2 separate regions of the Homo sapiens genome follow, and region 2 is linked to region 1. The links are chromatin contacts, found by Hi-C or POLR2A ChIA-PET in ENCODE. All regions are on one chromosome and are shown on one strand. The core of a region is the stretch at or near the end of the contact, and the rest is flanking DNA. Distances in the headings are between cores, read along the strand shown. Region 1 has its middle 40 kb from the start of MIR4636. Region 2 overlaps SEMA5A (semaphorin 5A).

Evidence for each region. A loop is a pair of places that touch in the nucleus more often than their neighbours do. ChIA-PET counts read pairs that join two places held with the same protein, here RNA polymerase II (POLR2A). Pooled maps may share reads with other maps.
Region 2: a map of ascending aorta shows a loop between it and region 1 (2.3-fold over the local background). The contact joins two enhancer-like sites. A Hi-C loop is called at or near these places in 1 of 168 maps with a recorded cell type or tissue (ascending aorta), 1 of 37 single-sample maps with no recorded cell type and 2 of 50 pooled maps. POLR2A ChIA-PET finds 5 or more read pairs at or near these places in 2 of 52 experiments (AG04449 and MCF 10A).

What each region holds. Positions count from the first base shown.
Region 1 is chr5:9,010,961-9,016,047 of GRCh38, forward strand. No RefSeq gene overlaps it. Among named protein-coding and RNA genes, the nearest start is that of MIR4636, 40 kb to the right of the region's middle. RefSeq lists an enhancer at 2,659-3,858. Within about 2 kb of position 3,096, at least 3 of the 41 ENCODE cell types and tissues checked have a DNase peak (open chromatin) inside an H3K27ac peak, as active enhancers do; they include ascending aorta, where a contact is called at or near this core.
Region 2 is chr5:9,044,349-9,049,614 of GRCh38, forward strand. SEMA5A (semaphorin 5A) reads right to left here. Exons shown (of 23, transcript NM_003966.3): 22 at 25-236. Among named protein-coding and RNA genes, the nearest start is that of MIR4636, 6.9 kb to the right of the region's middle. Within about 2 kb of position 2,488, at least 3 of the 41 ENCODE cell types and tissues checked have a DNase peak (open chromatin) inside an H3K27ac peak, as active enhancers do; they include ascending aorta, where a contact is called at or near this core.

The DNA of each region.
Region 1 (5,087 bases), core at 1,846-4,345:
GTGGCTATCCTCACCCTCATTCTCAAAAAAATTCTCATCTCATGGCTTTTGGTCATCTGACTAAGGCCCCACCACTGGACAGCCAAGGCTGGATTGGCAATCAGCTCTGCTGCCTGGAAACTGGTGCCACCCCTGGTCACCAAGGTGGCAGTGGACATGGCTCTACCCTATGGGAAAAATGGAATCCATGCAAGAACATTCCAAATACTTCAGTATTGGCTGGTCATGAGTTTCTAGACTTTTGATTCTGTTATTGGTAGCTCTCCCTTTGGGCTGAAACACAATATGTAAAAACACATTTACATTTACTTTGTTTTCTAAAAAAATTATTTTTCCATTACCTTCAAACACCAGATTCAGCAAAAGATGCTCTGTATTTATGTTTTTGTGTGCAATTAAAATATACCAAATCATGAGGCCGGGCGTGGTGGCTCATGCCTGTAATCCCCACACTTTGGGAGGCCGAGGCGGGTGGATAACGAGGTCAGGAGATCGAGACCATCCTGGCTAACATGGTGAAACCCCGTCTCTACTAAAACTACAAAAAATTAGCCGGGCATGGTGGCGGGTGCCTGTAGTCCAGCTACTCAGGAGGCTGAGGCAGGAGAATGGCGTGAACCCAAGAGGCGGAACTTGCAGTGAGCTGAGATCGCGCCACTGCACTCCAGCCTGGGCGATAGGGGGAGACTCCTCTCAAAAAATAAAATAAAATAATAAAATATTACCAAATCATTTTAGGATCTTACTGCAAATAAAACTTGTGCCCTTCAGTTCCAGCTGACTTAACTCTTTCATATATTTCACACTAGTAGCCTCTCTACCCAGTAAAATGCTTTGGGAACTCCTACCATCCCCACCATCTGAAGTTTGGTATATTTGAAAAACTCTCCCATTTATAATTTCTGTAAAACTTTTGAAAAAATATTAATCAGTGAAAAATCAAACTCAATGATCAAATGGGAAAAAGCATATCCTGGTATGAAATACGTTTTTGCTGGCAGATTTTTCTTCTCATTCTTGAGTAGCTTGTGTGGTCTGTTAACGACCTTACCCTCCATTTTCTGAAGGAAAGTTCAGAGGTTGTATTTCTGTTCTTTTTACCTTTTATGGTTTCCCAACATTATCTCATTTGGTAAAAGAAAAATATACCAGAAAAAAACTATTACCATAACAAGCAAAAAGCTACCTGCCAAACTCTTTCCTTCTCTGATCACAAAAGCAGAGAGCCCAAGATAAACAACAACCATGACTACTGACCAAGGAAAATACATTTTTTTCATAATTTTTGAAAAAATTGAAGTACCTCACTGTCTTTTTTTCAACAATACAATCTAGTAATGAGAATGTTACCTTAAATGTACAGAAAGCCATTCTTCATAAGAGCTAAAAGAGTATTTTGTGTTTGAACAATTCCTTCCATCTTCCAGGGAAGCCAGGAAACGACTTTGCTCTAAGGAGTTGCCATGTACTCCTGTACTCCACAGAACAGAGCAACCAAGGATCTAAATGGAGAATCAGTCTTCACAATGGCACTTCTGTTATGGATAATCATAACTTGCTTGTGTTTTACGGAACCCTTAATCAATCCCCAAAATAGACTTCTGACCAACCTGACTCTCCATTTCCCTGCTATGGAAACATATCTGTTCTGGTATTTACTCAGTTTGAAATCACATTTCCTTTATTCAAATGCTATGGGATTTAAAAGAATGTTCAACATCCCAATTGCCACAAGGAGTTTTAATAAAGTATCATATATTTAAAGGTTATTTACATCATTTTTCAGATTTTATAAAAGCAATAATAACAATGACTTATATTTGTTGAGCACTTGCTAGGCAGTCAAGCATTTTTCTTAGTGTCATATGGATTAACTCAATAATCATCAAGATAAACCTGTAATCTAAGATGTTCTTATTATCCCCATTTTACACATGAGAAACTGAGTCATAGTAAATGCAAACAGCCCCCAGATCACCCAAACAGTAATGGACAGAGACACTAGCAAAACTCAGCCCACACCTCCTCTCTGCCATAGGATGTCCAGGTCCTTTGAAAGGGAATCATCCACAGCTGCCTTAGTCAACACTGGCATCCAATTATCCAGCCTGAACCTTGCACCTAGGAGTACAGAGATGGAGTATCCTCAGATTAAAGTCTCAGGAGCATCAGGAGTTCTCATTCCCACATGGTCATGTGGTTTTCTAAAATGTGATCAATTAAATGATTTTAGCTGCAGTTAAAACTTTCTCCAACTTTCTTTATATCACATATTCCCTGGAGGTAGGTGATGTTGGAATGGCTATGGGCATCTCTGGGAGGTTCTAAGGGGAAACTGAGATTGGGATAGATTTAGTTTAGGTTTAGAGAAATGCATGCATGTGGCTTGCAGACACTGCCACGTGCAGTAAAGTTTCTGTGGGCCATCTTGCAGTAGCACGGGAGTCCTCAACGTCCATGTGTCATGTCATTAATGTGCTGATGTGAAGAGGCAAGATCAGAGGCGCTGTCCTCCAGAGCATGGCCCCTGAAGTACGTGAACGGTAAAGCTAGTCTGTGGAGTTAATTATCCTAATCTCTTAGCTCATACATGAATGAAAGTTGATAGGAGTGTTCCAAAATTTGACAAAAATACCAAATATTTACATGTGATTATACATAACAAGCTGTAATTGATACAAATAAAAAACACACATTTACATCTGATTATACATAACAAGCTGTAATTGATATAAATAAATCAACCTTAATTAACAATTATTTTCTATTCAGGCAATAAAAAAAGGCTATCATATGATAGAAAAGTCAAAGTATACACAAATAAGAAACATAATAAAGACATGTCTGGCAGTTAACACAAATATTGTTATTCCTTGAAATTATTAGATATATAGTTTCTATCAGATTTTTTAAAGTGAAGTTTGTTGTGATTTCTTTTCCAAAACTAAAATCCACATTTCTACTGGACTTTTTTAGTGTTCATTTTATATTTCTTTTCTTTCAAAAGGCTGTCTGAATTAAGCTTCAGATACTTTAAAAATGACCTATCCCTATGAGTATGGGCTAAAAAATGTATGTGTCAGAAGTTGAGTCAAAATGACTAGAAGTTCATGAAAAATGTTGCTCTAAATTCAGAATCAGGCCTGCCTTAGTCAGTCCAGACTGCTATAACAAAATACCATAGACTTCTTTGGGAGGCTGAGGCTGGCAGATCACAAGGTCATGAGTTAGAGACCATCCTGGCCAACATGGTGAAACCCTGTCTCTACTAAAAATACAAAAATTAGCTGGGCGTAGTGGCATGTGCATGTAATCCCAGCTACGTGGGAGGCTGAGGCAGGAGAATCACCTGGATCAGGGAGTCAGAGGTTGCAGTGAGCTGAGATCGTGCCATTGCATTCCAGCCTGGTGACAGAGCGAGACTGCATCTCAAAAAAAAAACACAAAGAATAAAAACAACAACAACAAAAACATAGATTTAACAAAATACCATGACTTAAACAGCACTTAATTCTCACAGTTCTGGAGAGTGGGAAGTCCAAAATGAAGCGCCTGGCAGATGGTGTCTGGTGAGAGCTCATTTCCTGCCTTGTGGAGGGCCATCCTCTCACCGTGTCCTCCCATGATGGAGAGCAGAGAGAGCTCCTGGAGCATCTTCTATAAGGGCTGCACCATCCTGACCTAATCACCTTCCAGGTCTCACCTCTTAATACTATAACCTTGGGGGTAAAATTCAACACGTGAATTTGTGGGAGACATAAGCACCCAGTCCATAACTGAGCCTCTCCAGCTGGCACACTTACTTGTGAGTGTGTATTCCCCGGGCCCACTGGGCAAATGTGAGCAGCTCATAGATTCAGAATGGAGCCCCTCAAGCTGCTGTCCTTACCTGTGCAAGTGTGCACACCTGGTGAGCCCTTCTCTCTGTCCCTTGCCCACTGAGCAAATATCTCCCGAGCACCTTCTAGGTATAGGGCTCTCAGCAGGCCCAAGGAAGGGCAATCAAAGAAAGACAGAGGCTGTCCTTGCCTCCTCAGGCTTAGGGTATAAAGGACAGGACTTTCATCACAGGATCACACAGAGAAATACTGATAGCCTCAAGGATTGCTGGGAAGGAAAGGTGCCCAGGGCGCTGTAGCGGAGCCCCTTTCTTTTTGGCAACTTTCTCTTCTCTTGAGGAACTTTCTCTTCTCTTGAGGAAGTTACTTAATTACCAGAGCGCAGACTGATTCTCCACCTATCTGTCTTTCAGGCTCTCTCTACCGCTGTGTCTCTACCTGTGTCTCTCTCTCTGTTTTATTCTCTCCATTCCCCTCTCCTTCCCTTTTTCTCTCCCTCAGGCTGACATTTTAAAGGACTTCAGATGACTTTAAACACTTTAGGGAACAGGTGTTCAGACTGTGATAGGAAAGTTTTGATTTAGCCTTAAGCAGCCTTGACTTTGCTGTGTGACTTTACAGATGTCACCAAGTGATCTTCATTCTTACAGAGGACAGTCACGCCTTACTTCGCAACCCACATGGGCTATTACAAGGATTCCATTCCTTAAGAGATAACGTGTGCTTTAAAAGATTTAAATCTATCTATCTATCAATCAATCATTATATATTATAGTTAGTACTATCAAGGGCATGTGGAAATTTTAAAAATTTTTCTCTTCAAAAAATTTAAAAAGAAAATAATAAGCTAAATGTTTTAGAGAAAATGAATACATACCACAAGAGTGTGGGAGAAAACATTTCAGAATATGTGATCTTAATTATCTTAAACCATTAAAATGTGAAACATTCCAAAGACCTAACCCCATCTCAAAGAGCAAACTGTTCAGGAAATTACTGTCAGCTCCAGCGTGACCCCATCACTCTGCCCCGGGCTTCCTGTGGTGGCATAACTCTAACCACATTCTGTTATGTTTAATTCTTAGGGTCTCATTTTTTCTAATTATATTGAGAATTTTCTGAGAGCAGGGAATTGAATCCTTTTCCTATTTGCATTATCACTGTAACTCATGAATTTTAAAATGTTTATGGATTTGAACTGACTGTCTGCCACTCCTTGGTACACCCCTAGTTAGAAGCAGTGAGCTT
Region 2 (5,266 bases), core at 1,238-3,737, 33 kb after region 1:
GCAGAAATATTAAAATTCACTTACCTTGATGGCCTCCACCGAGTCGTACTTGTCCAGTTTGTTGATGTGGTTGGTTATGCTGGTATTAAGGGGGGCAGGTGAGACGGGGTGGATGACAGTCGCATCGTGGGATTGCTGCTGGTACCGCTGGCAGTAAGTATAGACGAGCAGGGTGAGGAGGCAGCCGAGGATGGAGCTGCTCAGCCCCACGGCGATCATGTGGAACATGTTGAACTCTAGGGAGACATGAGCAAAGTGATGCCACACTTGAAAAGAACATCCTGCCTAGCTACTCAAAGCACTAGGATGAAAAGAGAAAGTCAAAATGAAAAGCTTCATCCCCATTCCAAAATTAAGGAAATTATCATTCTTAAGAGTCTTTCATTGGAAATGTCATGGCCATCAAGAAACTTCTACACAGGGAGCACAGGATTATTATTATTATTATTATTTGAAATGGAGTTTTACTCTTGTTGCCCAGGCTGGAGTGCAATGGCATGATCTCAGCTCAACACAACCTCTACCTCCTGGGTTCAAGCGATTCTCCTGCCTCAGCCTCCCGAGTAGCTTGGATTACAGACATGTGCCACCATGCCTGGCTAATTTTGTATTTTTTAGTAGAGATGGGGTTTCTCCATGTTGGTCAGGCTAGTCTCAAACTCCCAACCTCAGATGATCTGCCAGCCTCAGCCTCTCAAAGTGCTGGGATTACAGGTGTGAGCCACTGTGCCTGGCAGAGCACAGGATATTTTAAGTTCATTCTCTTATGAATGATAGTCTTTTGGAGTGACCTTAAACTTTAATACTCTACCAGAAGCATGTTTTTATTATTATTTAAAGGTTTGCACAACAGTGTTCTGCTTCAAGTGCAGCCTAATCCATGGTGTACAGGGTTTCTGCAGAAAAGTTTATTCATGCACCTCAATGGGTTGAGCCTCCCTGTGCAGCAGGGCTGTGTCCTGAAAACAAGGGAGAAGCAGCTACTTTTCTAATCTACTGCTCGCCTGCAAGCCAGACTGCTTTTAGCTCTCTCTCCATTTCATCCTATTTAAAATGTTTTCTATTCACATAAACACATACACTTTTCATTATATTTTTTGAGTATGAATATGCACACATTAGAAAGTACAAAAGGGTCTACAGGAAAAATAAATCCTTTCCTAGAGGTAACTATTATACCTAGAGGTAACTATTATAAGCACTTTCTCCCGTGCCCTTCCGGAGATACTCAGCACACATGTGTGCTGGTGTGGTGTAAATACTATCCTGCGTACCACTTTTCTCACTTATGTTGTATTTTGAAGGTCTTGTCAAGAAAATGGTTTACTAAAAAGAAATAAGGGATTTGTGTTAAATGAACAAAATATGATATTTTAAATGGTCATGAAATGACCTTCTTTTCCCCTAATGTTTTCCTATTTAATGGCATCTCTTCTGTCTCATTATTTTCCTGCAGTTATGAATACAAAGCATTCAGAAAATTTGCCAGCATGGACTTATATCTCTAAAATAGGATTGGCTCAAGTGATTTCAAGGCACCATACCAAGACCTGTGTTATGTCGGAGCAAACAAAAGACAACAGATATTCCTTGTGTATGTTGGTGAAATACTACTATTAAAGTTTCAAGCTTTTCCACAAATGAAGGCAGCATCTCGTCAGTGCCACATCACTGGGCTTCAGGAGAATTGGGTAAAGTAAAACAGGGCCTTATCTTCCTCTGTGTTGTTATCTTCCTCTGTGTTGTTAGAACCAAGTGGCTGCTGCCCATGGGGTACTGGCCTCATGTGCCACCTGCTCAGAGCACATCCTGAGGACACCAGCTTTCCCCAGAGTGTCTCCTCCACACACCACCAGGGTGAGGGGCAGTGTCACTAATACCTTTCCCTGACCTGTCAACCCTGCACCCAGTGAGACGATTGGAGGTATGTGCTGAGCATCACTGTGATGCTGGCAAGTCTACCTGGCTGCAGAGCAAGGCCTTTCAGGCTCTGGAGATAATGAGAAGAGCCTGGGTGCATCGTAACCACCCCAGTCTGTCTCCTCCCCAGGGATTTTCTGAGCTGTCTTCCCTGTGCTCATGATCCTCCCTACCTGGAAGGGATTCCACCCTGCCAATGCGGACCCACGGGGCTCTAATACTTGGTGTCAAAGGGAGGGTCACTGTTCAGTGAGTGCCCACCTGGCCTAGGTCTACGGGGCTCTGTTTGAGTCCTTCCTGAACCTCATGCAACCCTCCAGTGGCTGATAGGCCCCAGGGAAGCTGAACCTACAGTCAGGAGATGCCATCAAGGCCTCACCTGTGATACATGGCAGAGGTCGGATATCTCTCTTTGTCCCTAAACCCTGAACTTTTCCCTCTAAGCTGTGCTCCTTGGCTGCTCCAGACAATGTGTTCCAGGAACCCAGGACTTTGGAGCTGGATCTGCCCCTTCGGGTGCATGGACACTGTGAAGGGAGGCTGCTTTCTCTCTGACTCACTGTCAGGCAAAACTCACAACACATTCCTGACCACTGAAGTGCCAGTGGATAATGCAGTTCCCAGCACAGTCCTGATCACTCACTCACTCACTCACAACCACCTCAACTTTTCACTTCCAGCTTAGTTGGTCAATGGTTTCAGCATCTTTGGCCTTTCTTGACTCTGTCTTGAAGCCTCTAGGGCTGGAGAACTGCCAACCTGGGACAGACAGATAAAGTATCCAGGGGACATTTCACCAGCAGCCACTGGGACTTTAACTGTAACAATGACGCTATACTTAGATAAGCAAGAGCTGATTTCACACAAGTTCTTACTTCTTCTCTCTCTGACAGAGCTGTTAGCACTCTCAGGGTCAATGCCTTCTTCTGAAGGAAATACTTCCTGCTGCACCGGTAACTCATGTTTCATTATAACATAGGGAAGATGCATGATAGTCTCCATATGCAGATACTGTGTCATTAGTCAAATGAATCATTCCAGCAGGTGCCTGGGAAAGGCTGGGGCCAGCTGACATCTTTATGATGATTATATAGTCTTTGTGTCTCATGCAACTAAAAATAGCTCTCTAAGACAAAAAATTTGAATTGAAGCACATTTTTCTGCATGGGGAAAGTAGTGCCCATTAAATTTCTTCTGATTTTCTGCATGGGGAAAGCAGTGCCCATTAAATTTGTTCTGAATGTGCTTACTATAGTTCTTTCCTTTGAATATGATTTTCTGCTGTTGATTTTGATCAGTAAAGATGGAATACAGACCAACTACCCTGTTGGTTCAATTGGCTAATAATTTCCTGTACAATGATTGATTTTCAACAAAATGAAAAAATAAACAAGTGAAGATGCCTATGTTGTCAAAAACATCCTTGCTAGGTAACTGTTTTCAACCATTAGCCCTACAATAAGATTCATCTAAACTGCCTATGCCATTGTGCCAGTGCCAGCAGCCTGAAGATCTAAAAAAAAAATTCCATTCTGAATATCTCAGAATAGTTCAACTTCCTCTGATTTAACCAATAGCATCTCAGCTGGTTCAGACACACAGGAGTAGTATTTTAGGGTGGTGATGGGCTTTGCACCAGGTTCTCCTGGGTTCTCAAGGCCCTTGAAGGTCTTCCACAGGGTAACTGTGAGGCTCAGCAGGAGGAAAGTGAACTGCACACGTCTGGCAGCAGGCACAAATACCTAGCCAGCTCTGCTGAGGCATCAGCTGTTTGAGCCTCAGGCTCTGCATGGCCTCCCTGAGAATGGGAACACTTATAAACTCTGCTCCACTCTTGACCTACACTGTCCTGGACCCAGGCAGCAGACAGTCCTGGACCCTGGGTGTTGTCCAAGTGTGTTACCTAACCAGGGCTACTGTGGCTCGAGCCTCCCGAACACAATGCTTTTGGATAATTTTATTGTCAGGGCTCGTTTCCTACGGTGCTTTGGGTTCAAAACTCACACTGGATCCCACTGGCTGAATTCCATGTGTGCACTTGGGCCAGTGACATCATCCCTCTAAGTCTCATGGTCTCCATTTATAAAATGCAGATTAAATACATAAGCACTGTTCCTTTTCTATAATTCCCAAGTGCAAAATCTCTGAAAAGTAATGCTTCATCAGTCATCTGGCATTAAAATGTCACTGACCTGAACCATTTTCTGTAGACCTGACCAGAACTTCTAGGAAGACCCTTAGCATCTTCACTTTTTTCAACATCTCACAGCAGCACTGTTAAGGAGATTGGTTGTAGAACAACCCCAGGCCCTGTGCAGGTGTCACGTAATATAGAGTAAAGGCCCCACATACCCTTCTAACAAACATCTAAAAGCTGCTGAGTTCCAAAACCCTTCTCTATTTCCAGAGGTGTTACATGAAGAACTGTAGACCCTTGGTGCCTACATCAATGCTCCTTGTGAGGACCAAATGGGCTTTGCACCATATTCTTGTCTATAACATGTAAAACAGTGTATAGCACACAATTAGTGATCTAAAAACATTAGAGGGTACTAATTGGTATGATCATTTTTATGTGAACTGTTTGCATATTCATCTTGTAGTTGGATCCCATGTTAGCAACTGTTAGTTAGTGAACTCACTCCACTGACTTAGCTCAGACACCTAACATTGCCCTTCTGAGGCACTGGGGTCTCTGATGATATGATTGCTTGTCAGAGGGGCTGGGACTGCGTGGGTGCCCATCCTAAGCTCAATGGCCTTCACAAAACTGACACAGAGCAGGTGTTCAGCAAGGATTACTGAATGAATGACTGAATGAATGAATGAACTAACAGACTGCTGACTGAGCAGACAGAATGTCACAGATAGTGAGCTCTTCTATTATTTATTTATTTATTTATTTATTTTTGATGCAGAGTCTCATTCTGTCGCCCAGGCTGGAATGCAGTGGCACGATCTCAGCTCACTGCAACCTCCACCTCCCAGGTTCAAGAGAGTCTCCTGCCTCAGCCTCTCCACTAGCTGGGACTACAGGTGTGTGCCATCATGCCAGCTAATTTTTACATTTTTTGGTACAGATGGCATTTCGTCATGTTGGAAAGGCTCATCTCGAACTCCTCCTGACCTCACGTGATCTGCCTGCCTCGGCCTCCCAAAGTGCTGGGATTACAGGCGTGAGCCACTATGCCCAGCCAGTAAGCTCCTAATCAAGGTAGTTAATAATGGTAGTTAGGAATGATAAGTACATTCCTGAAACATGCCTATGAAGCTTCAGGTTCCATGTGAACATGTCAGAGGCAATGCCTGTTGGGCTGGGCTCTCTGAGACACCCTGTGGAACGGAT